Regions from separate parts of the Mus musculus genome. Here region 1 is linked to region 2. A link is a loop called in an ENCODE intact Hi-C map of the cell type or tissue named here. Cell type or tissue: left cerebral cortex. All regions are shown on one strand. Each heading gives the region's core, and the rest is flanking DNA. Links, peaks and the distances in the headings are about the cores only. Region 1 holds the start of Kdm5b (lysine (K)-specific demethylase 5B). Region 2 holds the start of Rabif (RAB interacting factor).

The links. A loop is a pair of places that touch in the nucleus more often than their neighbours do. Peaks named below come from ENCODE experiments on the same cell type or tissue, not always from the same donor. Only the 100,000 strongest peaks of a DNase experiment are listed, where the experiment ranks them.
Region 1: it touches region 2 in a loop (4-fold over the local background); 4 of 42 quality-filtered maps call a loop at or near these places.

The regions. Positions count from the first base shown.
Region 1 is chr1:134,551,855-134,568,016 of GRCm38, reverse strand. It overlaps Kdm5b (lysine (K)-specific demethylase 5B), which reads right to left and starts at 7,839. Exons shown (of 27, transcript NM_152895.2): 1 at 7,475-7,839. The coding sequence starts at 7,678. It also overlaps a transcript of Mgat4e not described here. In left cerebral cortex, for the core only: no CTCF peak of the experiment used is centred there; DNase peaks (open chromatin) are centred at 7,861, 10,920, 11,535, 11,992 and 2 more places; H3K4me3 peaks cover 4,033 bases; H3K27ac peaks cover 3,590 bases.
Region 2 is chr1:134,482,917-134,498,653 of GRCm38, reverse strand. Klhl12 (kelch-like 12) reads right to left here. Exons shown (of 12, transcript NM_001311136.1): 7 at 14,801-14,907; 8 at 12,741-12,936; 9 at 11,486-11,644; 10 at 10,912-11,010; 11 at 9,533-9,719; 12 at 7,781-9,322. The coding sequence ends at 9,196. Rabif (RAB interacting factor) reads right to left here and starts at 4,015. Exons shown (of 2, transcript NM_145510.2): 1 at 3,845-4,015. The coding sequence starts at 3,970. In left cerebral cortex, for the core only: CTCF peaks have their summits at 3,481 and 4,895 (motif pointing right); DNase peaks (open chromatin) are centred at 3,516 and 4,052; H3K4me3 peaks cover 1,416 bases; H3K27ac peaks cover 1,255 bases.

The DNA.
Region 1 (16,162 bases), core at 4,626-12,625, 65 kb before region 2:
AACCTAGAACATGAGTAAGCCAGGCTGGCCTCTAACTGATCACCTGCCTCTAAACTAAAGCAGACAGGAATGCAGACCATGCCCAGTTCTTATTCTAGCTTTGATGGTGTTGGGCTTTTTTGCCTTTCCTAATTTCACTAAAATCAATTCTTCTCTGTAGGAAAATGAGGGATATGTATTTGTCCCAGACTTTTCTGTCTTGCTACATCTGTTCCCAGACTCTTCTTAGCAAAGGAAGGGGGTGGGGATGGGGGGAAGGGAGACTTGAAGATTTAAGCTCCTGCAATCCATTAATTAACCCAGACAGTAGCCCTCGGTCAGTGTCAGATCCCTTTAGAGCAGATGAGAAGGTATACACACTGGGGTAAACAGACTTTATCCAAGGTCATGATGCAACCAGATTAAAAAATTCTAGGGCTGGCTGGGAAGATGGCTCAGTGGGTAAAATAGCTTGCTGCACAAACATGAAGATCAACCACATGGAAACAGCATTCCTCATTCCAGGGCTTCTATGGGAAGATGGCAAGGAGAGGCAGAAGTGTGAAGACTAGTAACCTGGCATACACAGTAGAAAAACAGGCTGTCTTAAACAAAAAGTATGAACCAGGGGCTGGCGAGATGGCTCAGTGGTTAAGAGCGCCAACTGCTCTTCCGTAGGTCCCGAGTTCAAATCCCAGCAACCACATGGTGGCTCACAACCATCTGTAACGAAATCTGATGCCCTCTTCTGAAGTATCTGAGGACAGCTACAGTGTACTTACATATAAATAAATAAATCTTTTTTTAAAAAAAGTATGAACCAACACACACGCAGGAGGATTATTCTCCGACCTCCGTGTGCACATGCCACGAAATGAGCACACAGTCATTTGCAGGCACGAATATGAATACGGATGCACAAAAAAACAACTCTAGGCAGCTTTTAAAATAGCCCTTCCTTGTACATAATAAACTGACTTTTAAGAATACACACAACATGCACAGATTTGATAAAATGTTTATCCCTAAAAAAATATTTCTTGGAAGAAACAGATTTTTAAGAGATGAGCAGCTGGCTTTAAACATTCTCTCCTCTTGCCTTATGATACTGGGATTACAGGTGTGCATCATCACCATGCCTGGCAACAACTTTATCTTAACATTAAAAGAAAATTAAAATTAAAGGGGATGTCTGCCCAGTATGTTAAGATACTCCTGTAATCCTAGAATTCAAAGCAAAGTACTGAGTTTGAGGCCAGCCTGAACTGCTCTGGGAATTCCAGGCTAGCTTAATAAAAATATCAATATCCTGTCTCAAAACAGTACAAAACAAGGACTGGGAATATACAGCCCTTGATGGTACAGAACTTGCCAAACATGAACAAGGACTTCCAATAGCACCAAAGGAAGAAAAAACTAACACCATATAAAATGTTAACTAGCAATTCTACTCACAGAAATTGCATCAATGCTGAAAGCTAAACTACTCTCCTGCACAGAAGAAAAGTTACCTAAGAACCTAATCACACATTAAGAATCTTAGAAAGGCTACTTCATTCTCTTCCCTGAGCACTCCTGACCCTCAACTGTTCTGTCAGACAAAAGGGCTAATCTGTGCAGAAAGTCCCTTCCAAACTAGTTGATATAAAATATGGCCAATTCCAGCAAAGGAACAAGGCAGACAGGAAATCCGACCACCCACTCCCCACACCTCTACACCTGCTAACAGTTGTTCCCAAAATGGTCAAGTTTCTTTACAAGTTCTGAAAACTGTAAAAGGCAACCAAAGCACTGGCTAAAACCCAGGCACTATAACCCCACGCTCACCTAGGCACGTGACCGTCACGCATTAAAGACTAGAGAGCTCACTCTGAATTGCTGCAATGTTACCTGTGTAACCGCAACAGGACAAAACCTCATCTTCTCTACAATCAATCAGCTTGGTCCTCATTCCAGGAATACTGCCCTTTGCTTTTATCTAGAAAAATAGCTACAGCAATTATTTTCCATACTAGTAACTTTTTTCTTTAAAAAAAACAAAAAACAAAAAAAACAAAACAGAGCCGGGCATGTTAGCCCATGCCTTTAATCCCAGCACTCAGGACGGCCAGAGCAAGTGAATCTCTGAGTTCCAGGCCAGCCTGATCTACAGAGTTCCAGGATAGCCAGAGCTATTACACAGAAAGACCCTGACTCAAAACAAACAAACAAAAAAAGAAGTTAGGGGACTGAGAGCTAGATGGCTCAGTGAGTGAAAATACTTTTCACTTGTTGCACAAGCCCGACAACCTGAGGTTTATCCCTGGGACCCATATAAAACCCAGATTCGGTGGCATGTCTCTGTGGTCACACCGCACTCTGAAGCCTTCTCCACAGCTAGCCAGAAGCACACCTGGCAGAAACAGCACCTGGCTCCAAAACACAGTGGACTGAGAAAACAACTCCTGAGAGCTGTCCTCTGACCTCCACAGGACAGCAGGACACGTGTGCACCTGCTCACTTCCTTCCACACAAACAGAGGCACAAACAAACAATAAACACTTAAACTTCATTTCTACCCTGGTAGTTATGGCTTTATCAAAAAAGTATTCTTATATCCAGGAAAAAAGATTTAAATGATTTTCAAAGTCTTATGTAAGAAGAGTATGTGTGTACATGTGTGAATGTGCTGCATGTATGATGTGTGTGTGCTACAGCATGCACCAGAGGCCACCAAGTACAGTCCTCCATCACTTTCTGCAAAGGGCTGGAAGCCAGGGAAACCCCAGCAATCCTCCTGTCTACTTCCCACTCAGTGCTAGAGTTACAAGAGAATATGGACCACACCCAATTTGTTATGTGGCTGTTTGGATATTTGATTAAGAATTCCAGTCCTCATGTTTGCACACACAGTAAATAACTTTTTTTGGGGGGGGGGGGGTTTCGAGACAGGGTTTCTCTGTGTAGCCCTGACTGTCCTGGAAGTCACTCTGTAGACCAGGCTGGCCTCAAACTCAGAAATCTGCCTGCCTCTGCCTCCCAAGTGCTGTGCGCCACCACGCCCGGCCAGTAAATAACTCTTAATCATACAGCCAACTCTTCATCCCTTAAATATTTAAGACTTACACATATTAAGTGTTTGCCTGCACGTATATATGAACACCACATGAGTGCCTATACCCGTAGAAGTCAGAAGGCAACAACAACAATCTGGTGAAACTGGATAAAGATGGTTGTGAGCCACCAAGTGGATGCTGGTAATCAAACCTGGGTCTTCCAGAAGAGCAACAAATGCTCTTAATCTAAACCATTTCTCCAGCCTTTTGTTTTGTTTTGTTTTTCGGTGGGTTCTTACTATGTAGCTCCAGCCTGGAACTGATCAGGCTGGTATGCTGTCACACTAAGCCCTCACTTCTTTCTAAAGTGCTAATGTAAACCCACTAAGACAGCAATGAGTGGTTGCACAGATGCTTCAATAACTAAGGGCACTGGTCCTGCAAAGGGCCCAGTTTGGTTCCCACACCTATATGGCAGATCACTCCCCTCTCTAACTCAATTCCATGGGGTCCGTCCGATGCCCTTTTCTGGCCTCTGGACAACAGCCATGCCCATGGTCACATATATACACGCCAAACACAAAGTAAAAATCAATCACAAAGAAAATAAAAGGTGGCAAGTCTATAAAATGATCCCATCATTGCACATAAACTATACAGACTATATATGGCTATATGCATATCTATGTATTTAATATATATTTTAAACACTCTAAAAATAAGTTGCCATTTTAGCAAACTTTTGCCTACCCACTCCTGTACTCCAAACATCCTTGACTTTTACTGCCCTCCAAATTAAATAAGCAAGTTCATGAATTTGATTACAGAACCCAAATGACAGTCCAGAGTTCTACATCTACAAACTGTCTTCTGACCTCAACAGGTGCACTGCAGTATATTATGCACACATGTATGCAAATGTACACAAACAAAACGCAAAGCCAAAACAAAATGCTGAACAGTGGTGGCACACACCTTTAATCCCAGCACTAGGGAGGCAGAGGCAGGTGGATCTCAGAGTTCAAGGCCAGCCAGGTCTATAGATAGGGTTCCAGGACAGGCAGGGTTCCACATTTGACACCGCCCCCCCAAAAAAAGAGGTAGGTGTGGTGGCACACACCTTTAACCCCAGCACACACCTTTAACCCCAGCAGGCCTGAGTTCAAGGATTCAGCCAAATGAGACACGCTCCTACCCCTCAAGCAATGTTGTAATTAGCATTTCTTACAAAGTGTATTTTAAGTTCCTCCTTGTTCTCCAAGTGGAATTAACAAGCTCACTCACTCCAAGATGCCAACTTCATTCCAACAGTCTTATATGTAATGGCTATAAAGATGGAGATGAGGATTCAAAACAACCAAAAGAAGTTAAAAACTTAAAAAAAAAAAAGTCTTTATTGTGCCATCTGGGGCTTGATTTAAATCTGACTTTTGGTCATTCCTTTAAGGAAGGAGAATTTTGTGGACTCTGCCTAACTGCAGCTGTTAGGTATCTGAACGCTATCGCACACTTCTATCACATTGGAAAAAAAAAAAAATCAAGAAAATATCTACTTAGCAGCCAAATACTACACAGTGAAAATAACATTTGTACTTAAACATTTAATACTTGCATTTTATAGAAAATAAAAAACAAGTAAAATTAAGTCAATGTCTCACCTCGGAAAGTACGTCTAGCTCTCCTCACTCTTCTGGCTACTGTCTTAAACTTGGTTTGCATACAGTCTTGACTCATCATTTCATCAGCTACCTTGCTGTTTTGTATTTCCACAAATTTCTGTTAACTCTTATGTACTCATACACAAAATAATGTAAACACCCTAAGCTTTAAAAGCAAAGAAGCTTAAGACCCTCACTAGGTACAGACCAATGCTATTCAAGTACTATTAATTAAAAATTAAAGCTAAGAACAAAAGGAAATAGAAACGCTTTTATAATTCTCCCCCTAAAAGTATACCACAACCTCCAAATCATTCAAATTTTGCCATTAGAGTTCCAAAATCTCAATGAACAGAAATTTAGATAGAGGAATTATAAAAAAAGACTGCACCATAAAAAAATATTTCTTATTTCTTAGAGGTTTTTTTTTGTTGCCACATTTCAACTATATGAAACCACTTGTTCCAGCTTTCCTAACACAAAACATTTCCCAAACAAAGACTGTTTATGGTCTCTTAAGAAGCCTTTGTTCCAGGACCCCTCTGTTCAAGAGCTACAACTTCTGGGTTTTCTTTTTGTGGTTCTATCAACAGCAAATACTGGCAAACTCTTCCACACTGACACAGGAGTTTGTTAAACAAAGGAGGAAGCAAGTCCCCTTCACACAAAGGAGGCTCCAAAACAGTTATGTTTGTACATTATTTCTTCCTCTTTACCCCTTCTCCTCTCAGGCTGTAGTATATAGTAGTCTCAATAGAAAATGGTGGCCATCATGTGTGACAATTCAGAATGGGAAAAAGCAAAACAAATGCACAAATCCTAAAGGCTGCCATTAAGCTGCTAGCCCACATGAGGAAATGGGTAGCCAAACCTAACCAAAGCAACTATTTTTCGAAGAAAATAGCTCTATAAAAGGCAAAGTCGGTAAGAAAAAGGACCTACCCAGTCCTAGTGCGCCACAATGCCAACATGGAGGGCAACTCACAGGATCCTAACTCCTCTTAGATTTTGGTTTCTAATAACTTTGTCAAGTTTCCTAATTTCTAGATAAAAATCCCATTAATGCAAGCATGCAACAGTCACATTCATCTTTCCTGGTACATTAAGATAAAGCTAAATCGCTCAATGTTTGAAACGTGGTCCACATTTCAGAATCAAAACCCTAGGTCTAACCAGGCAAGGGTGTAACTTCTGCAGGCCTCTACAGTAAAAGAAACCTTCCATCGCCTCTGTCCATTTCACCAGAAGAAATGAATCTATTTCCAAACATTTCCCCCCATACTAGCTGACCTGGCCAGTTATTTTCTGAGGCATTTCATTTCTGCTTTCAAAGTTGTCCAAGAGCAACTAAAATATGGTATCTGTGTTTTAATTTTTCTTTCGTGGGGGTAGTGAAAGGATAAGGCTTTATTCAGGGATCTCTCGCAAACATCTTTTCTAGAACGTCTACGTACACAATCCCCTAAATCAAAATGCCATTACATAGAGCAAGTTTAAGGGAGAAAGGGGTAAAAGGCGTGGGGGGGGGTCTTTTTCACTTGAGAGCAGGGAAAGATAGAAAATTCTTAAACGGTAGGCAAGGCAGTTAAACCTTTCCAACCGACCCGGCCGGTCCAACGGTCGTTTAGGCCAACTCAGACTCAGGTCATCCCAAAAGGTAGGCGAAAAACCTGGGGTGTCGCAGCGCATCCAGTTCCGGCTGCGGGGGGAGGGGGTACGGGGAGGGGGACGGGGACGGGGAAGGAGTGGGCCGGGCTCTCCGCGGACGTTGCAGCCGTTAGGGCCGTCTTGGGGACACCCCACCCCTCAGAGCCCCCCAAGCTCGAGGCGCTAGAGCCCCCGCCGGGAAGGCCGAGTAGGGAAAGCTAGGGACCAGGATGAAATCTCCAAGAGCTCGTCTGACATCTCCCCTACAAGCACAGCCTCTCCACCTCAGCCCCAGCCAGGCCTCCCCCCCCCCCCCGCGCCGGGAGCAAAGCAGTCCGGCCCCAAGTCCGTGTGGGAGCGTCCGCCAGGACCTGCGAGCATCAGGGCCCCCGCCGCTTGGCCTGCCCCCACCATCCTCAAAGTGTCGTCCCCCCACCCCGACCCTTGCACCCCCACCACCACTCAACCAGCCGCTCCAGACCGGCCCAGCGGCTCCTCCCCTCCCCCAGTAGCGCCGGCCGCCCCCTGGCCCAGCTCGCCCTGGGGACTCCCAGAGGCCGAGGGACCAGGTGGTGGTGGGGGACCCGGGTCCGGAGGGTGGGGCGCTCAGGTGAGGGCAGCTTCGGGCCGACGCCGCCACCACACAAAGGACCAGGGGCTCCCGCCGCCATATTGAAAACTTTCCTCCTCACACGACAACTCGCAAGTCCCCCACCCCCACCCATCACACACCCCCGCACCCCGAGAAGGAGGCGAGGACCAGCCACGGAGCCGTGCGGGCCCAGAGCCCTGCCTCCGCGCCCGCGTCTCAGCCGGGCTCGGGAGGACTCCCCAGCGACCACCCCGGCGGCTGCCAACCACTCCAGCCCGCACCGCTGCCGGGCGGTGCAGCGCACCAGCCCCCGGAGCCGCACCGACCTAGCCCCCTCCGGCCGCCCCGCCGGAGCCCGCGGTCCTCACGGCCCACATCCCACCCGGGACGGGGGCCCCCGCGCCTTCCTCCCACCGCCGCATCTCCGACCCTCGGAGCCACCCCAAACTTGACCGGGCCCGCGGGACGACCGCTCCCCGCCCCCGCGCCTCCGGCCTCCCGGGCCGCGCGTCCTCGCTCCCTCCCCCAGCCGCGAGCAGGATCCGGGGTGCTGGCTGACTCACCGGCGGCGGCCGCACCTTACAGATCCCAGTCTGCTCGGCTATGGGCCGGATCTTGTGGATGAAAGCGAAGGGGTCCGCGAACTCTTCCCAGCTCGGCTCGAAGACCGGACACTCGGGGGGAGGCAGGAACTCTCCCAGCGGGCCCGGGCCCCCGAGGGGCAGCGCCGGGCGCGGGCCTGGGGGCAGCGTGGTGGCCGGCTCCATCACCGCGACCTGGGCAGGGGCGAGCACAGGGCAGGCTCCGCAACCGCGGCAGCGAGCTCCGCTCCGTCCGAAACCCGTGCAGACGCACAGCTCGGGCGACAGGTCCGACTTCTACTAGCAACGGCAACACCTAGGGCTTTTTCAGCCTTCCTCCGACGACGTCTTGCCGCTACCCCACGCAGTGCTCCTCCGCCGCCACGGCGAGGAAAAAAGTCCCTGCTGCCACCCCGAGCCAGGTCTCGCCCCGCCCCCTAGCCGGGAGGGGCAGGGGCCTTCCGCCTGGGATGTTTATCCTTAATGCTTCAGTTAACCTCTGAAGTTTCAGAATTCTTCCTCTCAAGAAGTTAACAGTCTAGTAGGGAGAACAGAGTTACAATCCATCAATCACGTCATATATTTTGGCACGAAAGATTTGCTTAGTAAAACCCGAGAAGCAGAGTACTGAAATTGGAGGATTCTCCAGGTAGAGAAAACACCTTGAACACAAGGAGCAGCAAGGACAGACACATAGAGTAATGAGGAGAGCAATAACTCTTCGAGCACTTGCTTATCCTAGACACTGTGTAAAGTGCAAGTGCTTTTCGGGATTGTTTAGTCTGTGAGGGGATTAAGCATTTGACCAAATCCAACAGTTCAGTCTATTTACTGGAAAGTAGGGTTGTTGCACAGAAATCTACACATATACAAGGTTGGACTTGAGCAAAAGCATCTTGAAATAATCCAATCAAGGAATGATGGGGCCTAAATAAATTCAGCAGCGCTATAGGTTAAAGTGAAATTGTAGGAAATAAAAGTTAGACTAGGACGGGACCAGAAGAATAGCGTACTAAGGGTCTGACAGATGGCATCCCTGGGACAAGCATCCATGAGCATGTTCTAGGGAAGATGTATTCACCCCTGAACAGGCTGAGCCTGAGATGTCTCTGCTACAAAGATTTTCAACAGGCTAAAAGGTACAACAGGTCTGAAGGAAAGAAAGAGATCAGAGTGTTTCAGAGGAAGCAATGGAAGAGCTGAGAGGTTAAGTAACCATGAAATCCAAAGATGGGGGATGGCCCCAGAAAAAGTCAGGTCATAAGTAGAACTTGAACACAAACATAATTTCTTTTTTTTTTTTTTTGTTTTGTTTTTTCGAGACAGGGTTTCTCTGTATAGTCTTGGCTGTCCTGGAACTCACTTTGTAGACCAGGCTGGCCTCGAACTCAGAGATCCACCTGCCTCTGCCTCCCAAGTGCTGGGATTAAAGGCGTGTGCCACCACCGCCCGGCGATTTCTTTAATCTAGAAAGCAACCAAACTCGTGGAAAGACTGCCTGCCACTGTATAAGGAAGGATCAGTGGCTCCACAGCCCTCCCTTCAGAATAGACCATCACTCAGCCTCTGGGTTTAGATTTTAATAGGACTAATGTGACCTAGGCTGGCCTGGAACTCTCTACATAGCCAAAGATGACTCTGATCTCCTGATCATCCTCCTGCCTCTACCTCTTAAACGCTGGGATTACAGATATATCCTATCACACAGAGACCATGGTTCTTCAGCTTAAAAATGGAAAGAGTTAGAAGTTAGATGTGGTGGCGCACACCTTTAATCCTACACAAAGTTCCAGGCCAGCCAGACCTGCATAATGAGCTTCCGCATCAAAGACAGAGAGAGCCGGCTCAGCAGATTAAGGGCATTTGCTTCCGCCTTAGAGGATGTAAACTTAGTTTCCAGATCAATGCCCATCAGCTCCCAACTGCCTCTTCACCCCCAGCCTCAGAGGCTCTGATGTCTCTCCTGGCCCCTACAAGCAACACACACATTTTTTTTATTTTTTTATTATTTTCCTCATTTACATTTCAAATGCTATCCCAAAAGTCCCCTATACCCTCCCCCGCCCTGCTCCCCTACCCACCCACTCCCACTTCTTGGCCCTGGCATTCCCCTGTACTGGGGCATATAAAGTTTGCAAGACCAAGGGGCCTCTTTTCCCAATGATGGCCAACTAGGTCATCTTCTGATATATATGCAGCTAGAGACATGAGCTCTGGGGGTACTGGTTAGTTCATATTGTTCCACCTATAGGGTTGCAGACCCCTTCAGCTCAACACACATTTAAAAAATTTTTTTAAATATAAAAAATACAAAACATTTTTCAGTGAAGGGGAGAAAAGCCCCAGTCTTTAATAAGCTCTATCGAAGTACCTGGCCTCTAAAACAGTTCAGCAATTCTTGAAGAAGGCAAAACTTTTCTTAGCTCTACAGGGATTTGGAGCCTGAATAAGACATATATTGTCTTAAATAATAATAAAATAAGACAATAATATTGTCTTAGACAATAATCTGTTCATTAAAAAAAAATCATTGTAAAATGAGGTGATACAGCAGGTTATAAAATCGTGGGAAACCTAGGGAAGAAGTATAGAATTTACCACATTTTTGAGTCAAGGTTTCACTATGTAGCTCTGACTAGCCTGAAACTCACATATTGGCTGGCTTCTAACTCGGAGGTGCTAGGATTAAAGACGTGTCACCTCACCCAGCTTGACATATTTTTAAACCTTGCTGATTTTTTTTTCCGTGATAATGTATTGAGGGGGAAAAATTGAAATGGGATTGCATACTTGTAGCCAAAGCTGGCCTGGAACTCACAATGAAGCCCAGGCTGACCTCATTCCCAAAGGCTAAGATTTCAGATGACCTGTCATATTGACTGAAAAAAAAAAAAATCCTTTATTTTCGCTCTTGGCCCTGACCCTGGATGTTATAAACGTTGTGTGTGTTTGGGGGTCTTCCTGGAGTTGACTTTCTGTCATGTTCTCTGCTTTGGGAAAGGACAGTACTTTCACCTTTGACGTTAGCATCCTACAAACCAAGTAGGTTATAATTTTCAGACCTCTGGACATGAATTGTGGGTATGTAACTGGAAGGTACGAACTTAGGAAGTCTCTCAGTTGACTATGACCTAGTCATCTTCTCTCCCAACTTTCAAGGTCTACTAGTGCTGCTTCCTCCATTTCTGGTAGTGATCCTAAATGATGAGATGCTACAGATCAACCCAGAGAGACGCTGAGGGAGTCGGCGGTTGCCAACCTAGTCAAGAGAACCTAGGGCCTGAGAGGGATCTCTACTTAAAGGCAACCGCTCCCCCGCCCCTCAGAAGACGCTTCCCCTTGCCCTTTATGATGTGTGTTTACATGGGCGGAGGGATCCCTCTCCAGCTGACAGCCACACCGCGGCCGGCTCTTCTTTTTTTAAAGAGCCTAGCCACAGGCGATGATTGGCCACGGCCCGAGCCGACTCAGCCTCCGGGGGCGGGGCCCGGCCCGCATTGTCTAGTGCAGGGCCGGCTGGACGCCCCAGAGGCCGGACCTGGGTAACCCGGGCCTGGAGGTGCCTGGTCTCAGGCTCCCAGAGGGCTGGGAGCGAGGGCTGGGCGGAGCCACAGTGCCAGGTTCTCGGGGAAAGAGGGGCTGCAGCCCCGGCGCCCGGAGTAAAACCGAGCCCGCTCAGAGTGCCACGTCTCCAGGAACCCCCCTCCTTACTCTTGGACAACACTCCGCCTCCGCCCCGGACTCCGTCCCCCAACCACCCCATGAGTGCTGGAGAGCCTCTGGATACATCCCTAGGGATCGATGTCTTTATCCGGCCCACTCAGCCGTCAGACCTCAACCTCCCCCAGCAGGCTGAGTTCCAACTCCGGCCTGCACCCCAAGGGCGCAGCCTGTGCCCTAAATCTGCCTGCTGGTCTAAGAGGCGCTGGTCCTCCTTCCGGTCGCCGTGCAGTGGAGACCAGGCTTCTGGGTTCCAAACGCGAAGAAGGACTTTTCCTCTCGCTCTCCGTCGATGTCGCCCCCACCCCTCCCGCGGCGCTCCGGGTCTGAGCCACAGATGGGGGGCGGGGGGAGCAGGCCTGGCTCCCCAGAAGCCCGGGAGGGGGCGGCGGCTAGCGCAGCACGTAGCGCACGTGTCGGTTCTGCTCCCCACCCCCCTCCACAGCGCTGCTGCCTCGACGGGGCTCCGGTGCCGTCCGTGTGCCTTCCTTCCGCCCTGGCCTTACTGTTAGTGCGTTGGGTCTACTACTACCCGTATTTTCCCGTCCCCATCCTCTGCTTTCCCAAGTATCAGCAATGCACCATCTCAGTTTCTCATCTCCAGTTCAGTGATATCAGAACTCAGCACCTTTTGTACTCTGGAATATTTGGTGTCAGGTGTCTCCTGGGGCAACCGTGGGATGTCCGTCTGCTTTGCTTGTTTTGTGTCTTTCCAAAACGTCTCGTTGCTACTCTTTATTGATAGTTTTATAGCTCGGCATCCGTTTCCCAGCGGAGTCCCTGCTAACTCCTCAGCACGTGCCCCACCCCTTGGTAAGCCGCTAGAGGGAAGGTGTAAAGTCAGTACCAGGCACGTGGGAGTTGCTCCACAAATATTTGTAGAAAGGGCCTTGAGTTTCTGTGACTCCAATTGTCTGAGGTCGAAGCTTTGGGCTGGACACCGAGAAGAATCTAGTCGTCTCACTCGGTGGTGAAGTGTTGGGCAGCCCACACAGTGTGTGAATATAGTGAGATAAAGCTTCCTCCCCATTCCCTCCTCTGCTTAATTCCACTGGAACCAGTATCGCTCCCTCTCGGCTGCAAGGCCTTCCCTGTGGGATAGCTGTACTCTCTTGGTCCCCACCCCCGGCTGACACCATGATAAAGGGTTTCATTATGGGCTCTGACCTTGGAAAGCAGGTCTGGTCTTGGGGAAGCATCTTTTAACTAAACACCACCACCGCCTCACCCCTACACATTTCTGAGGTACACATACAAGGGAGGGGAGGAGGGGAAGGCCTCTCCTAGACTGGAACTACAGCAGAGCTACGTATAGTCCCAAACCCTGCCCCTCGCCACTCCCAGAATCTCTGCTGACTCAGCAGCTCAACTGCAAGGCAGAAAACCGTACACCGTTGGTGTAACTGGGTGTGAGACCCAAAGAACTAGACCCTTGTGTGGATCAGACACTCATATGGAATGTTCCCACGGTGGTGCTGGCCCTACCCACAGGGGCTGGGAGGGGCAAGGTAACCCTCACCAAGGCTTGGGCTTCAGGTGTTTCTTCCCATTCCGGTTGGACCACTTTGGAGGCCTGAGACTCTCAAGGAACAGTATTTAATATTTTTATGATTTGTTTTGGAGACAGGGTCTTTTTATGCAGCTCAAAATGGCCTCAGATTCACAAACTGACCTCAGACTCACAGCAATCCTCCTGCTTCAACCTCCCTTAGTTCTGAGGCAAAGAGCAATCTTGTGCTCCTGAAGGGTGAGGAGAAAGTCATACTCCCCCTTTGCTCCTAACTCCTCTCAGCATGTCCTGTCCCTCAGATAGCGCAAGTGTTTAGACTTCTCTGTATCTGGGGTATAACACGCTGGAACCTTCTCTGTATCTAATTGAAATTCCCCAACCAACCAAATTACATTGTATGTTCAGCACAGCGTGACTCCCTTTTTTTTGTTTTTACATTTTCCTTCCCTGACACGAACAACTAATGCATAGAAAGGGGGGGGAGAGAGAGAGAGAGAGAGAGAGAGAGAGAGAGAGAGCTGAAATACTGCAATATTGCTCTATCAAAAGTCAGGGCCAATAGCCAGGAGTCATTCATAGTCTACTAGACACACCAACCTGTATGAAAAAAGAGAAACTGAGACTCCCATTAATCAGCCAAGATCACACTGATAACAGCTGAGCCAGGATGAGAATGGCAGTCAGTCGGCACCGGCCTTTGATCTTTCCCAAACACTAGGCTGGCTTCTGAAAACTATCAGACACGGGGACCTCACCTCATCTCCCACCAGCTGTACCTTCACCTTCTGCCTGGGTCCCACAACTCCTCTAGGCTGCTGTGGCTACAAACCCTGACTGTAGAAATCTCCGGTGTTTTGTTTACGTAGGAGCAACCATTTCACAAAATCTTATAAGTGATGTACCTATATGCTGGTTGAGCCTTGTGAAGTTGATTTTTTTGTGACCCATGATGGACTGTGTTTGAGAATAGACTGCTCTAAGGCTAGTTTTTCCAACAGTTTTGGCAACTTAAAAAAGATGTACGAAGGTACAGAGGGACAAGCAGGTGATGCTGGAAGGCCACCAGGCACAAGCCAAGGGGAGAGAAAGGCCTTGGAGAAAGAGTCCCAATAACAAGCTAACATTCTGATCTTGGACATATAGCTTCCAGAAATGTCAATAAATGTATGTGGTTTAAACAAATTCCTTCAAATCGGTCTCTTTCTTGATATATGGATATATCTAAGTGATGCAAATGTATGTGTATGATATGGGTACATAGGCACAAATCCTATTGGTTTTCTTTCCCTAGAGAGCCCTTAGAAATTACCCATAGCAAGCCTCAAATACCTAATCTTTAATTTCAGCCACTGACCCTCCCTCCCCCCTGTCTCCTCGCTGACCCCCCCGAAACACTGTCCCCACGGTATAGAAAGCCAGGAATTACACCATGGCTCTTCTGATTGAGGTTTACTGTGGCTTACTCATTTGCATTCTTCCCCTCACCCCCTCCCCACTCTGTTCACAGCCTGTCACACCCAGGAGCCACTTTGTGATCCACATCTTTTTGTTGTTGTTTGTTTTTGTTTTTGTTTATTGAGACTGAGTTTCTCTATGTAGTCTCACTCAGAACTTGATTGGTAGTGCTGGGAACGACAGTATTACCACTCCCCACTCAACCCCCCTCCCCCCACCTTGGCTGTGTTCCATCTCATAACACCTTAGGCAAAATAAATGCCAAGCATAAGGCCAAGATGTATGTAAGTTCTTCCAGTTTTTGTTTTGTTTGGGGTTTTTGAGATGGGCAGTCATGGTATCCTGAGCTGACCTTGAACTATGTGGTCCAGGATAACCTTGAATTCCTGATCCTCTTTCCTCTGCCTTCCAAATGCTGGGATAACAAGTGTGTGCCACCACACTGGTTTTTTGTTTTGTTTTGTTTGGTCACCCCTTTTATATAGACTCTTGCTATATAGCCCTGAATGGCCTGGTATTCCAATGTAAACTTGGCCTGAACTCACAGAGATCTCCCTGCCTCTCTGCCTAGAATTAAATCTGGCCCAACTAACTTGAAATTTTTTGAGCTCTCCTTTTTTCTTTCTTTTTTTTTTTTTAATTCAGATTTTCAAACAATGTGGCCAGACTGTGTGGAGCACCAGTCTCTCCATCAGCCAGATGACAGCCGTGGGCGGATGAGTTCACTTAGTCCCCAAAGAAACAAGGACACAAAGGGGGATGTGTTCCTCACCATCTCCAACCTGCAGGTATGGTTCATCCTCCCAGGATTAGAGGAGAATTCTGACTTCAGCCTAATTCAAGTCCTTAGCGAGGCCATCCAAGACCAACAAACACTGTGGGGCAGATTGACAACCGCCCCTAACTGCAATGCTAACAAGGACCTAAAGAGGTGTCAGGTCTCATTCAGATTTATTCTCTCTGATTTGTTTTGATTTTGTTTGTTTGTTTCTGCCTCCTCTAAATCCTTCAGAGAAATAGGAATCTGGCAGTAACAGACAGACAGACAGACAGACAGACAGACAGTCTCTCTGAGTAGTTGTATATCCAAAATTACAATGTGGACAGCAATGTAGAAATCAAGGAGCTGGAGTTTTCAAACATTCGATGAAAAGAAGGCCAAGCTGACGTCCATGGCAGAGAGTGGTGACTGTTAACTGCCTGTAATTCAAGTAGTTGATAGGCTGAGACAGGAGGATTGGCATGAAGTCAAGGCAGCCTCTAGGCTACTTAGTGAGACCCAGGCAAGAGTGAGAGCTTCCTTATATAGAAGAGTTCAATTTCATGGAGTTCCTGGTACATGCCAAGAGTGAGTATGTGGATGATTCTTTAAATTCTTACAAAAACCCTAGAGCCATAATCTTAGCCCTCGAGAGGTGAAAGCTCACAAATCAGAAGTTCAAACCTGCTTTATTTCTTTAGTTACTTATTTAAGGCAGGCTGGCCTTGAACTCTCAGAGATCCACCGCCCCGGTCTCCCCAGTGCTGGGGTTGATGGTGGGCACCACTAGTTTATGTATATGAGTGTTTTGTCTGCATGGACGCGTGTGCCTGGTGCCCATAGAGAGCACTGGAGCCCTGGATCTGCAGCTGTGGGTTATGGGTTGCCAATACAAGTAAGGAGTCTAAAGCCAGCCTGAGTTACAGAATAAAATCATATCCATCATGAACTACATGAGATCCTGTCTTAAACAACAAAAGAACCCATAGGCACTCGAGGGTAGTCATCTGTCATCTTCCCTTGATAGGGGAGGAGCTGGGCTTCAGAAAGACTGAGTCATTTGACCAAGATCACATGAAAAAGTTAAGCAGAAGCAGATTCTAGCCTAGTTTGTCTGGGCCTATAATCTGCTGTTTGTTTGGTTTTTTTTTTTTAATTTTTATTTGTTTTTATTTTAATTTTTGCATTCTCAAGACAGGGTTTCTCTACACAGCCCCTGGCTATC
Region 2 (15,737 bases), core at 1-8,000:
GCTCTGCTTGAGTTTCTGTCTTGGCTTCCCTCAGTTAATGGACAGGTAACCAAACGAACCCTCTCCTCTCCAAGCGCTTCTGGTCCAGCCTTTATCAAATCACAGGAACTGAAGTAGGACAGAAATTGGTTCTGAGCCGGGCATGGTGGCGCACGCCTTTAATCCCAGCACTCGGGAGGCAGAGGCAGGCGGATTTCTGAGTTCGAGGCTAGCCTGGTCTACAAAGTGAGTTCCAGGACAGCCAGGGCTATACAGAGAAACCCTGTCTCGAAAAAACAAACAAACAAAAGAAATTGGTCCTGAGAGAGAGTATGGTATGAATATTTTCTATGGGGAACCGATTCTATGACTGAAAAAAAAAAAACAACCCAGATTGTCTGCTGCAAACAGGAGTAAAGGTGCCAATCAAACTGAACCAGGGATGTGGCTCAATTGGCAAAGTTCTTGTCAAGCAGGCATAAAGTCTATCATAAGTGCAATACCCAGGAGAACATACTGGGGCAGTGGTCCATGCCTGTAAGCCAGAAGGATTGTTAAGTTCAAGACCGTCCTTGGTCGCACAGAGAACTCAAGGCTGGCGTGGCTTTATAAGACTCTGACTTTAGAAAGGGGGGAGGGGAGGGTAAAACCACAAAATTCTGATCCAGTATATCAATAATAATCCGTTATTCACCCCAGACTAATAGCTTTTATGAAGACCAAATTATTTCCTAAGTTCTCACTATGCACACAGCCTGGGTATAGAAGATACACACGTGGATAGGACACAGGCCCTCAGAGTCTAGTGGTGTAAGTAGCAAAAGGTACCAAGAGGTCAACTGAGGTAGCAGAGGTGCCAGATATTTGCAATGTAGGGTCTAGGGTTTCTGGAACTTTGACTTTCTGAAAAATTGGGCCAAAGAATTCTTAGCTCTGAGGGGTAGCCTCACATGACACAAGACAGCAGCCTACTGAAGTCAGTAATACCCCTTCCCAATTCTTACCATGGAAAATATCTGTGTTTGTCTCTAGACTTTTCCCTTTGGGGAAAAACTTACTCCCAGGTGGAAAACATACTGCCTTAGACTATGAAATGCACGGCAGAGTTATCACCAGGTCCTGCATCATGTCGATGCTGGGATGGTTTTCAGAGCTTTGCCATGCAGACTACACTAGACTACCTTACAGGTGAAAATGCTATGGGCCACCTCTAAGGAGACCTCTTCATGCCCTGTCTCTCTCCAGGTTCTCTTAAATGGTGAAAGGACTGCTTTTTTTTTTTTTTTTTTTAAAGTTTGGTTTTTTTTGAGACAGGGTTTCTCTGTGTAGCCCTGGCTGTCCTGGAACTCACTCTGTAGACCAGGCCGGCCTCAAACTCAGAAATCCGCCTGCCTCTGCCTCCCAACTGCTGGGATCAAAGGCGTGCACCTCCACCGCCTGGCAAGAACTGCTTTTATAATCTTAAAGATTTATTTATTTTTACTTTATGAGCGCTTTGCCTGCATGTGTGTATCATACCCATGTCTGGTGCCTGCAGAGGGTGGAAAAAGATGCTGGATCCCCTAGATCCAACTAACTGGAGCAACAAAGAACTGTGAGACACCTGACATGTGCTTCAAGAACTCTTAACCAGTGAGCCAACTCTCTAGGCCTGGAAGGGCATCTTCGCATCTTCTCTTTGTTTTTAATTTTTTCCTATATTGAGGTCAGCCTACAGAGAGAACCAGACTGCTCAGACACTTTCCTCCTGCCTCCTGGAAGGTCATCCCTAAGAGGGCGGAGTGTCAGCTTGCCTAGACTGGCCTCACAGTAATTTCTCAACAGTCCAGGGAACGACTAAAGAGCCATGTTGACACTTCATAGGGATTCAGTTTTAAAAATGTGTGTTCCAAATGGTTTGTTCTCTGTAAAGGTACTCTGTTGAGAAACAAAATATGATTTGTAATATACAGTTTAATTTGCTTACAGGTTCCCTCCTATGAAACATCTATTTAAAACACATGACACAAAAACTGTAACTATAAACTATCTTTTTTTTTCTTTCTTTCTTCTTTTTGGTCTTTTGAGATAAGTTTGTCTCTGTGTAATAGTCTTGGCTGACCTGGAACTTACTATGTCGACCAGGATGGCCTCTAACTCACTGAGCTCGCCTACCCCACAGAGTGCTGGGATTAAAGGTGTGCACCATCACACCTGACTACTACAAAATTTCTTTTAAGAAATGTCTTGACTTTTTAAAAAAGAGTTACTCAGTTCACAGACAGGGTCTCATTATGTACCCCTTTTAGCTTTGATCTCACTGGGTAGCCAGCCCTAAGTGCTAAGATAGGCGCAGGCCACCACATGCCATTCGGGAACATTTAAGTTTCTGTCAATTTACACAAGCAGGCAAGCTGCCATTCGAGAACAAGAACTGTCCCATATAGGAGGCACTGTGCTCACAGTGCCAAATCTCCCTATTCATCAACTTGGTCAGAAGGAGCAAGCGCAAGGTCATGGAGGTTCAACAGCTCTTCCGGTGTTAATAAGTGCGCAGGTCAGGATCCAGTTCCCTGGCTCAGCTCCATCCCTCCGCAAGGCCACTAACTTTACAAAATAAGTGGAGAACTCTACTACCTGTCCGAGTAGTTCTTATTAAAACGGACTTCCACCCACTCCACAGACAAGGCCATCAGAACACGCTCTTGCAGCAGACACTGCTGTATGTGACTCTCCACCACTTGAAAGAACAGTGGCTTCTTACAAACCATTTATAATGAGGGTCTGAAAGCAATTTAGTTTGTACTATCCAATAGGATCGCATGTTACACTTAAAAAAAAGGGCTCAGAAACTTTTTTTTTCTTTCAGTTTTCTCATTGGGGTGATGGTGGTTTAAGACACTTATTTTAAAACCCTACCATACGCGGCTCATACCTTTAATCCCTAGCAGTGGGGAGTCCAGGTGGACCTCTTAAGTTAGAGGCCAGCTGGGTCTACAGAGCAAGTTCCAAGCCAGCCAAGGCTACATAGGGAGACCCTGTCAAACAAACAAACAACTTAAACACACATACACACACACACACACACACACACACACACACACACACACACACACACACGGGGGTGGGGGACCCTTAGGATTCAGATTCCAGATTACCTCTTATCATCAGGAGTGTGCTTTCTCTTTCACTTTAATTAAAATTTAACTTTATAAACCTTTCACACACACACACACACACACACACACACAAAATCCTACATGAAAAAGTCCTAACTGCAAGAAAAGAATGGTTAACCTTCGAAATCTATTCGAAATGCCTCGTCCTGGGAATTGTATCTCGGGGGACTTAGAAAAGTTGGGTACTAGCAGTCACTCGGTGTGAATTCTCTCCACCAAACTTGATCCTGGAGCTCCTCTGGGGAGAAGCAAATGAGACAAGTAGGGACTGAAAGATGGATAAAAGCTATGGTGGGAAGGAAATCCAGTGATTCTTAGGTGCCCTGGGGCGACACCGAGTGGTGGCTGGAGATACACCTGCGGGGTACAGCAGGTTAGCCAGAGCTCCAGGAAACAGGGGGCTAGGGTTCGTCCCTTAGCTCGCGCAGGATACCCAAAGCCTGGGGGCGGGTGGGCCGCCTAGGACAGGCACACCCTCTGAGGGAGTACTCTGCGAGAGAGAACAGTTTAGGGGACCAGGCAACTGTGCCTCGACACGAGGGTCCCAGTCCCCAACCAAGCCAGTGGGCGGGGCCTCACGACGCGGGGAGGGGCAAAGACGCGCAAGGAAGGGCGCGGTCTCCGGAAACCTGGGAACCAGGAGCAACCCGGAGCCGCTGGGTCGCTCAGGACAGCGCGACTCTAAGCAGCATCAAGCACTTTCCTACCTGCCGGCGAGAGAAAAGAGCAGTCCCTGGCTGCAGCACCCGAGAGCCACAACGCTGGCACAGCACCGCCTTCCGGTTCCGGCCCTCGGCTGACACGAGCTCGTTCTGCAGCTCGCAGGGTTCCATCGCCGTGCCGCCACACCATCAGCCACAACGGCGCACGCGCGATCTGAGCTGGCTCACCCGGAACTACGCTGGCGCAGGTCCCTGGGGGCGCCCCGCCCGTGCCTCTCGCTGTACCTCTGCGCAGGCGTCTGAACTCTATTGCGCAGGCGCCTTTCTCTATTGCCGGACGGAAGTGTCAGGAGTTACTTGTGACAATCCTTTTTCACTATACCTGGTCTCCCAGGCGCCCTTAATATTGGCCTAAGCAAATCACTATGGCTAGCCTTACCACTAACTCTTGGGATATTTCCCTTGCCTCATGAGTAGATGGCGATAATTCGGGTCAGGTCACACCTCAGCAAGATTTAGATACAAAACAATTGCTTTCTATGTAAGAAGTATGTATAATGCTTAGTACATTTAGTGTTGCGAAAAGTGTGATAATATTAAGCCTAGACTAATAGTGGCCATTTATTAGGTAGCAAAGCGTTGCTTATAGTAATTTTGAAAACGTCATTTCCTTAGAGGGTATGCCCTCGGGCATAATACAGGAAGAAGGCTAAGGTTTGCAATGTGTATAGGACATCAGAACGAGGGAATTAAGCCACCTTACTGTTCTAGAATGCAGTCTTGCTCCCCTGTTAGTCCCACATTACATGATGATGGACATTGTGTATGTGAGAATAGTAACCTGAGAAGGTCATAGACTCAAATATAATAGAACAATTTCAGAAATGGATTAGGAAACAGCTGTCTAGGATGTTGGGTCTTTTATCTCTGTATTTGTTTTTCAAGGCAGGGTTGCTCTGTGTAGCCCTGGTTGTTCTCAGACAGATCTGGCCACCTTAGCTGGGATTAAAGGCATGCACAACCACTGCACACCCACTTATTTATTTAAAGATATTTTTTATAAGTGTTTGGCTTACATGTAAGTGCATTGTGTTTGCGCCTGTGGAGACCAGAAGAGGGCACAAGATGTCTGGAACTGGAGTTACTGACTGTTGTAACCTTCCACATGGGTGCCAGGAACCCAGCCCAGATCCTCTGAAAGAACAGTCATCAGCTGGCACTCAACCATGACTCATCTCTCCAGGCCCCGTAGGTATCATTTTAATTAACCATTTGGTTGTCAGGAATGAAAGATTTTAGACACAGGGTACACTAGAAAAGGATCAAATTTAAAGCTGGGCAATGGTGGCACAGCCTTTAATCCCAGCACTTGGGAGGCAGAGGCAGGCAAATTTCTGAGTTCGAGGCCAGCCTGGTCTACAGAGTTAGTTCCAGGACAGCCAGGGCTACACAGAGAAACCCTGTCTTGAAAAAAACAAAAACAAAAACCAAACAAACAAAAAAAGGGATCAAACTTAAGAATGGTTTGTAAACCAGCGACTAAAGCATATTTCTGCGTAGAGAGAGACTGTACTAATGAGATCGGAATGGTAGAATATGCCCCCTCAACACCACGGATCTGATGCATGTTAAGGAAACTGAACTTTACAGTACAAGATATGGAAATCTATGGAGCTTGGGGACAGAAACACATCAATATTTGCCAATAATTGGCTCTATATTAAGCACTGTGGTAACCACATCTGAATTTCAGAAAGAGCTGCTGATAAAGTAGACAGTGGTGGAAAAGTGTAAAGGTTAGGACATCAGTTACTTTACGTCATAAGGGAATGGATTTAACTATGACAGAACTGTGTAGAACTCAGATGATGATCATACAAATAAAGTTTCCCAGGGCTAGGAAACTGATTGATCTTGAGTTCTGTGAACAGCTTGCTTTACAAGCATGAGAACAATTCAGTCATGGTGGCACTAGCGTGTAATCCTAGTGATGGGCAGAGACAAAATTTAGAAATTTTGGGGACTCAATGGCATACGCAAGCCTGGCAACTGCAGTCAGATCCCTGGAACCTGCATAAAAGTCTGAGAGTTGACTCTACTGAATTGTCCTGACTACACACACACAGCTACCCTCATACTAAATTAAAACAAGGAAAAAACGAGGTGGATAGTATCTGAGGAACAATACTTGAGGCTATCCTCTGCCTCTACCACACAAAGGGGATGCTTAAGGACAGCTCAGTAGTTAAGAGCAGACACTGCCCTTCCAAAGGCCTCCATAGGCCCTACAACTGGGTGTACAGGTTACATAGACATACACATTCATGCTGTTGCTTGTATTTTGATGCTAATTCCACTCTTCCGGGAAGCACTTGCTCGATGCAAATGAGGAATGAGTCATGTACTCAGGTGACTTCTTGTGAACCATCACCTAACGAATAAAGGAGCCAATCACTGGGCGAGTAAGTGGGACTTCCGTGTTGGACAGAGGAAGAGAGGAAGCAGGAGAGAGTTAGGCTTTTTTGGATGGGGATAGCATGAGGACAGGACGCAGCTACAAGTGTCTCCCGGTTTTAATGGAGCATGCGTCAGGTTTCGCCACCAGAGAATTTAGGTTTAATAAGGCTTACAAGGTTAGGATTTTAGTTGTTGTGCCCAGTGACTGAATTACCATCGTTTCTGAACTAAGTTTGTTCAGAGGGCAGCTCGTCTGGGTTCAAGAGAGAAAGGTATGGCGGCAAAGCATGGGTTTGCCCAGGGTGTACCACGAAGGCCGTGGGGGATTTGAAGCATGGAGTTAGTGTGGTAGTGACCTGCCAGTGAGAACCTAGCGAGCTGGGTGGAGAGATTTTGGAGCCCTGAGGCAGAGAGTCTTCATGAGATAACAACAGGTCAACCATTGCCCTCCAGTGCGGGGCCAACCAGGCCACTGGGGCAGGAACATGCCAATTCGTTTTTTAATATTTCCTGCAACATAGTCACATACTTTTTTTTTTTAAAGAGGAAAGAGCAAATGAATGGAATTCTGTTTATGAACATATTTTTTTCATGTAAAGCTATGCAAATTTTTAAAAAAATCAATGAATTTTATTTCCTGGTTTTCTGTAACTGTTCAGTGGTGGCTTCAGTGCATGAACTGTGGACATGGCTCAAAATTCAGAAACCAGCACTGATGCCTGAGAGCTAATTATCAGCCCTTTCTTTCTCTTGTGTTTTCTTCTCCTACCCGCCAACCTTCCCTGGTCCTCTAAGATAAATGAACCACATTTCACAGGCTGTGGTTCAATAAGCTGGCACATACATCTGCTACAGACAAATAGCTTGATCCTCTTGATCCTCTTGTCCTGCTTTCTCTTGGCTCTGAGACCGAGAGAGACTTGTGGTTTTAGCTGGGTATGGTGGTGCACACCTTTAATACTAGCATTGGGCAGGCAGAGGCAGGTGGATCAATGCCAGCCTGGTCTACATATCAAGTTTTCAGGACAGCCAGAGCTCAGTTGTGTGGCAAGCCCTGTAACACAGCTATCTGTATGATCACATGCCATTAACTGAAGCAAACACGTAAGTCTACTAGAGTGACTAAAACCCTAAAATTCATGTGTGCTAAAACTGCTCAAGGCTGCTGCTTTATCTTTTTGCTTTTTGAGTCAGGGTTTTTCTGTGTAGCCCTGACTGTCCTGAAGCTCACTCTGTGAGACCAGGCTGGCCTCAAACTCACAGATCCAACTGCCTCTGCCTCCCGAGTGCTGGGATTAAAGGTGTGCGCCACCTCATGCGCTCCTGCATCTTTTTCATGTAGATTCACAGTGTGAAAGGACAATAAATCCAACAAATTTGGGCAAACATTTTACTGATGCTGCCAGAGAAGCAGCTGAGCTTGTTGGCAGGCATAAGGTAAACAGGGTAGATGAAAGACCTTGAGCTTAGATGTCCTTCAACATGTCTGCTGAAGGCAGCACTACCCACAAATTCTCTTAAAGCCATTTGAGACAGTCCATTTTAATGTTTTCTTAAAAAAATACAAAGGAAATTAACTCTGTCAGCAAACACAATTCAAGGAAAGAGGAAAAGTGGGATTCCAGAGCAAAAGGAAAGTGTAGCCCAGTTTAGGCTGCCACATTCTCCTATTTGCTATACCAGTAACTCAAGAGTTTCACCACGACACAGAGGTGCCTAGAACTGCCATTCTATACGAAGGTATAGAAACTAACAAAAGATTTTCAATTGTCCTTGATTATTTTGTTTCAGGATGAGTAAAATACACTGTAAAGACAGGTACAGAAGATATAGCAGGAAGAAAACTGAACATACCACACACAGCAGTCTTAAGCACTCCTTAGTGGAAGTGTGCCCTAAACAACAGGGCAGTAATCACGTACCTGAACTACTAGGCTGCAGCCACCCCACCCATCCCCAAATAAATAGTGTGGAGGCGTAGTAACGTGGTAGCACTTGATTCGCCAGGAAGATGGTCTTTTCACCCATTTGAAGACCAAACTGCCACTGCTATAGGAGCCCTGGCAGGGACTAAGACAATTGTAAAATCACAGATATTTCTAGTTTACCACAGGTATATTGAACTCTGCACATTTACAGCATCTCTTATTCTAACCTTTTCCACTGTTAATCTCTCAAGTCTCCAGTGCCAAGATGGTACAACATTTTACATTAGAAAGACTGTGAAATCAAATAACATGTCCTTTCCAGCCTTCCAATTTACACTTCAGTGATCTTCTGGGTTCACCTACATTCCATTCAGCTCCAGCCACTTATTCAAATCTCTGCACCAACAATGTCTTCCTAAGTGAGGACAGCATGAATCTTCCTTCTTGGCCTCTCAAATTTTAACAGTGATAGTGTTTTCCTACAGCAAGGAACTGTGGTGGCTTGAGCTACCTCTGTATTTAGAAAAGGTATTTTTGCTTCTGAGAGGGAAAAAGACTTTCATTTTACCAAGCTTGTATAAACTGATATCCTTCCAATCACCTAGGATGGACACTGCCCACATCTAGCAGGCCATACTCACCTTATTCTCTGCAATATATGAGGCACAACATACATCCATACAAACATACATACATACATCCTCCCAAGCACATGGTAAGTTAGAAACAGTAAGAAAGTGCTCCTCAGACCACAGAGAGCCATGATCTGGTTTCCCACATCCAAACGTGCATTCTCTTCCCTGGAGTACCTGCCCCCCCCCATGCTTCTGAGCAAGATGACCAGTGCGAAGGAGAGTGTGCATCAAACAAGTACAATCATCATCTCAGCACTGGTGCCTGGAATCCCCCTGTGCACACAGTGAGGAATAAACATTCTGGAAAGGATCCTTGATTCTCCCACAAACTGTTCCTTGGAGTAGTCACTGGCTCCAGCTGGTGTTAAAATAACAGTTACTTTTCTCGGAGAACACACACACCAGCATCACAACGCTGGGTTCCCATGGAGGCTACTACTTCCCAGCTGTCGATGATAGGGTCATAACACTCAATGCTGCTCAGCAGAGAATTCCCATCGTATCTGATGGGAAAAACAAAGAAAGAAATGAGGTCTCCATCACTTTACATACAAGTCCTACCACTTGTCTACAAGGGCCCACTCCCCACACTGGGGCGGGAATGAAAAAACAGCCCCAGTGGTTGTTCCCCACAACACACATTTCACCTCCATCCCAAATGGATTCTTTCTTGCCTTGGATACATGATTCTAGCCCACTTTCAAAACCCTTACCCTGCAATTGCATAGAGTCTCCCTCGAAGCACTGTGGCCCCTACATAGCATCGAGGCGTGGTCATACTTGTGACAGTTGTCCAGGAATCAGTGCGAATGTTATAAGCTTCAACAGAAGAAAGGTGGGCTGTACCATCAAACCCCCCCACCACATAAATATGGTCATTCAGTAGGGCTACTCCAGCACCTGGGGAAAAGAGAGCATCAGCACATGAATGGCAGTAAGCCTAGCATCTGAACCCAGTAACAAACACGGCCGCTAACGGCTGCACTGTGGAGATGAGGGATGCACACATGTCAAAGCACTACAACAGTGTAATACAGCAAATGTCAGTGTGTGCATTGGTCAACCCTTAGGTTAGGGCCTGAAATTCTAGCAGAAGACTGACATGGGTCTCATCTCTGCTGTCACTAACTCACAGTCTATCTCTCTTCTGTGTTAGAGACAATGAGAGGAACCAAGGCCATGGCTCTGCTGTGATCTCTGTCCAGAGGCAGTTACATCACAGCCTATTCAACTAAGAGTTCTCAGCTGTTAGAGTTAGATGTACCTCTATGATAGAGTACTTGCCTAGTATATGCAAAGCCCTGCGTGCAGTATTCAGAATTTAAAAAAAATTATTTTTAGGCATTAGAGATTTTATCTAATACTTATTGCCATTTATTATCAGGTATATGTCACATGTGTGCAATCCTGGGATTACTTGGAGTCTAAAGTTAATGTGAGCTATATACTACATACAGTGAGATCTTAGATTAAAAAAAAAAAATCACCAATGAGTGTAGTGGTATAACTTGAAGCCAGAAGCAGGAGGATCACCTCATAGCAACTTGTACACTGGCCAGGACTGCACAGTAGGACCCTCAAAACAAAGTCCAGCCAGGTTTGTCAGTGCACGCCTTTAATCCCAGCACTCAGGAGGCAGAAGCAGGTATAGGTGCATCTCTGTAAGCTCAAGGCCAGCCTGGTCTACAGAGTGAGTTCCAGGACAGCCGGGGCTGCACAGGCAAACCCTGTCTTTAAAACAGCAAGACATCAACATCCAAAGAGTACAAAAAGCAAAGACATAGACCTCAACAGGTCTGTGTACAAAAATATTTATTTAACATGTACTGCACACACAAAATGAGGCTAGTGGTCAAACTACAAGAATAGAAAAAAGTACTAAAGAATAAGGAATCGCTGTCCTCAAATGGACAATCTAGCTCAAAGTTTAACCTACCTTCCTTCATCCTAATGTTGTAGGGAAGGCAGAGGTGGAGGAGACTGGACTGTGACTCACATTCACAATGGGTCTACAGTGAAATAAGAACTACAGTTCTGTCCTACTGATACCACACCCAGTAATTAAACCATCACTTCATAGGTTTGGTCTTACCAGAACGCTTGGTGGCCATAGGCGTAACGTTAGTCCAGTGTCCTGTATGGGGATCATATTTCTCAACTGAATTTAATATGTTCAAGCCATCATATCCTCCTGAAAGACAAAGTGGAGAACATTCCAAAGAGAAAGGTAGATTACCAGGCTCATCTTAGTTGGCCTTCTGTGAGTAATTCAACTGATTATTTATTTATTATATGTAAGTACACTGTAGCTGTCTTCAGACACCCCAGAAGAGAGGGCATCAGATCTCATTACAGATGGCTGTGAGCCACCATGTGGTTGCTGGGATTTGAACTCAGAACCTTTGGAAGAGCAGTCAGTGCTCTTAACTGCTGAGCCATCTCTCTAGCCCTAATTCAACTGATTCTTTCAGTTCTATTTTTTCCAGAGGTCCAGGTCAGAGAATATGCAACATCCTACATATTGCTTACAAGAAAAATATAATCCTATTCATGGACAATATATTGAGAAAAGTCAGAGTTTTTGTTGATGCAAGTATATGCACTTAATTCTGCCCTCCAGAGTCTGTAACCACTAAGCTCTCTCCAGCCCCATCCCAGGCTCATACCTAGACAATAGATTATTCCGCTGGCCACTACTAGTCCTGCGCCCTCTCGAGCTGTCTGCATATCTCCCAGCATACTCCACTGATCGATGTTTGGGTCATACCGCTCCATACTTGTATGACGCCTACTTCCATCAAAGCCTCCAGAGACGTAAATCATATCTGCTCAGAGTGAACAAATTATAGACTGTTAAATTAAGAATGAAAAATACCTAACAACTTTTATCTCTACAAATTACCCATTGTTAAGATGGGGGAAGAGGGACTGCACACATGAATGTAATTACAACACTTGGGAGGTTCAGAAGGAGGTTCAGGAGTTCAAGGCCATTCCTGGCTACAGACTAAGTTAAGCCTTAGCTATTTCAGAACTCATCCCAGGCAAACAAATTATTATATTTCTTCAAGTTGATTTTTATTATTCTTAAATTTCCCATGGTGTATATTAATTATATATGGTAGTGTATAATACTACATAAGCACATTCTTGTAAATGTATATTTTGTATATATTTTCTGAGACTTACGTGACTTAAATGGTAAGTCATGTAAGTCTCAGAAGGAAGAAAGGCAGTACAAACAAGCATTTAAAGCCCATGCTGGTAAGCCCAAGTTTGAAACAAGGGTGAGTTACACGGGGAAATCTAGCAAACTCCATCTCAAGATGTTAATTTTTTTTTTTTTTTTTTTTTTTTTTTGGTTTTTCAAGACAGGGTTTCTCTGTGTAGCCCTAGCTGTCCTGGAACTCATTTTGTAGACCAGGCTGGCCTCGAACTCAGAAATCCTCCTGCCTCTGCCTCCCGAATGCTGGGATTAAAGGCGTGCGCCACCACACCTGGCATAAAAAAAGAGCTGGGTGGTGGTAGTGCACACTTTAAATCTCAGCACTCCAGAGGCACAGGCAGGTGGATCTTGAGTTCAAAGCCAGCCTCGTCTACAAAGGGAATTTAGGGGCAACCATGGCTACACAAAGAAACTCTTCTCTAGAAAGACAAACAACAACAAAAGAGGAATACTAAAGGCATCTGGACTGTCCACTCGGAGTTTCTAAAACATCATCAGTACCTACTACCACACAACATAACAAAACATGAAGCACCAGGTCTGTAGTCAGAATTGAAAAGTCTACAAATAATGAATAGTTTCTGTTAACAAAGACATTTCTAAAAGCAAGAATGAGCCTTTGAAATGAGACATTTAATTATGTTCCTACAATACAGTAGAAGAGCACATGAAACATTGTTTGTTATCAAACCTACCTCCCAGAGTGGTGGCTCCAGCAAGGCCTCGCCGCACATTCATAGGGGCCACAGAGTACCACACTCCATCTTCGTCTGCTGTATAGTCTAGACATTCCACCGAACTGAGGCGGGAACGGCCATCGTAGCCACCAATTACATAGATCCGATCATGTAAGGAAACTGAGGCCACATACCGTCTCTTGCGAGTGATACTCTGTGGATTTGGGAAAGAAGAGGAGTAATACCATTCAAATGGGCACACTCTAGTCCCACCTCTCCTGCACCCTGCCTGGTTTAATCTTCTTTGCTTCTTCCCTGCCATCGGAAACCCCCTTCGGGGTTCATCCTGAGGGGCTAGATGGTGAATGCCTATAGAGTGAAATGCTTCTGCCTCATTGGGAAGTTTATATAAGACACCATGGCTTTCTACTGTCTTCTCTAAGGCACTGAGCTAAGAGACTGAATATCTTTCCATAAGAAAAGTGCAGGCATACTGCTAATCCTGGAGCCAGTCTGAAATACCCTAAAGGATAAGAACGCTTCAAAGGTTTTCCATGTCTCCTCAGAAATGGTTCTTGGTTGTAAAGTACTGAAATGCTGAAATGAGACTTAACTTTTCAGTCAAACAGGAGTTAGATTCAACATAACCAAGTTCAATCTAGCAGAGCATGAACAATGGTATAAGTTGTGCAGCCTTAATGGTGGTGGCAGCTAAACGATATATGGTTACTGACACTTCTGCGGTGAGAATTTTTTTTGTTTTGTTTTGTTTTTTGAGACAGGGTTTCTCTGTATAGCCCTGGCTGTCCTGGAACTCACTTTGTAGACCAGGCTGGCCTCGAAATCAGAAATCCTCCTGCCTCTGCCTCCCGAGTGCTGGGATTAAAGGTGTGTGCCACCACGTCGGGCACAATGAGAACTTCTAATTGGAACAGTCAGAAACTAAGTTGTGTATGGTGGTGGCACATGCCTATAATGCCAGCATTTGTCAGCCTGAAGCAGGACTGCCATAATTTAAGGTCAGCCTGGGCTATACATTGAGTATCAGGCCAGCCAGAGCTGTACAACAAGACCTTATCTCAAAAAACAAGCCAAGTGTGGTGGCTCCGTGTGCAACCCTGGCTCAGGAGTGTGAGGAAAGCCTGTAAGCGTGAGGCCAGCCAGGGTTACACAGCCAGTGTGTGTCAGCAAGACAGTTTCAGGAAGTAAGGAGCCTGTAAGTGATACACAGTGAGATGTCTCCAAACAAACAAATAAAAGGGGACCAGCAAGATAGTTTGCTGGGTAAAGGTGTCTGCTGCTAAGGCTGATAACCCACATTTGATTCTTGAAAATTATTCTCTGGGACTGGCAAGATGGCTCAGCAGGTAAGAGCACTGTCTGCTCTTTCGAAGGTCCTGAGTTCAAATCCCAACAACCACATGGTGGCTCACAACCACCTGTAATGAGACCTGATGCCCTCTTCTGGGGTGTCTGAAGACAGCTACAGTGTACTTATGCATAATAATAAATCTTTGGGCCAGACTGAGCAGGGACTTTGTAAGCAGAGTTGACTGGAGCGAGCAGAGGTCCTAAAATTCAATTTCCAACAACCACATGAAGGCTTACAACCCTCTGTACAGCTACAGAGTACTCATATACATAAAATAAATAGATCTTAAAAAAAAAAAGAAAGAAAATGATTCTCTGACCTTCACACAGATGGCTATGGCACAGACATGCCCACATGTGTAGACACACACATAGAACAACCCGTACAGCATGCTGGAAGGGACATGCATTCTGCTATAGCATGGCTAGAAGGGACATGCATTCTGCTACAGCATGGCTGGAAGGGACATGCATTCTGCTACAGCATGGCTGGAAGGGACATGCATTCTGCTACAGTATGGCTGGAAGGGACATGCATTCTGCTACAGCATGGCTGGAAGGGACATGCATTCTGCTACAGCATGGCTGGAAGGGACATGCATTCTGCTGTTCTGAGGCTTTTCTACTCTCAAAGCTGTCACATATGAGCTAGTGTCAGGAGCCAATGACATTTCAACTCTGCTGGAAATGGTTCCACCACGACTTACTGGTAAAAAGCTCCACTCCTGTGTCTTGGGGTCATACTTCTCTACCACATCAATAGGAGACTGCTGGCTTCCGAAGCCCCCAACCACCAGAAGCACTTCATTGGCTCCTAAGGACAAAGGCAGGAAAAGGCAGGTTACTTCACCCTGGCTAGGTGACTGCTTACAGGAAAATATTAAGTAGAAAGGTTCACACAGGAAACTGTTGTCTTCTTTTGGAGGCAATAGGTACTGGATCAAGGACCTCAGTATTCTACCACTACCTGTAACCACTCCTACATCACATTTAAAACTTTTTATTTCAAGACTGGGTCTTACTTAGTGACACAGTCTGGTTTTGAACTCACTCTGTATAGCCAGGCAGGCCTTGAACTTACAAGCCTTGTCTCAATCCCTGACGCAGCTAGCTTACAAGCCTGTGCCACCAGGCACACCTAGGTTGTTTTTGTATTTGCCTGAGAAATAATCTAAAATAAAGCTGTGTAATAGGAAGGTATCTATCTATATTTTATTTTATGTTTCCATGTGTTTGCGAATGTCTGTGTGTATAGGTTTGAATGAATGTATTGTGTATGTGTAGATACTGGCTCTGCCTTGTATTTTCTGTGTGCTCCCCTCTGTGTGTCTGGTTCTGTATTGCCCTCTGCCTTGTTTTTTTCAGACAATGTCTACTGAACTGAGGAGCTCTGCAATTAGGCTGAACAGAGTTGGCAGCAAACTCGGGGCCTTTCTCTGCACCTCTGCAGCACTGGGCTCACGGTGAGCGTTGCCATGCCTGATGCATGCTGGGAACCAAGCACAGTTTCTCTTGCTGCTGCTGAGCAGCTTCCCCTGTCGCAGGAAGCTACTTGTTTCTGAGGCTATAACTTTTCAGAGTCTGAATCTCTGAGATGCCCTCATCACCATAAAAGAAAGTCCCAGGCCCTTACAACCACTCCAT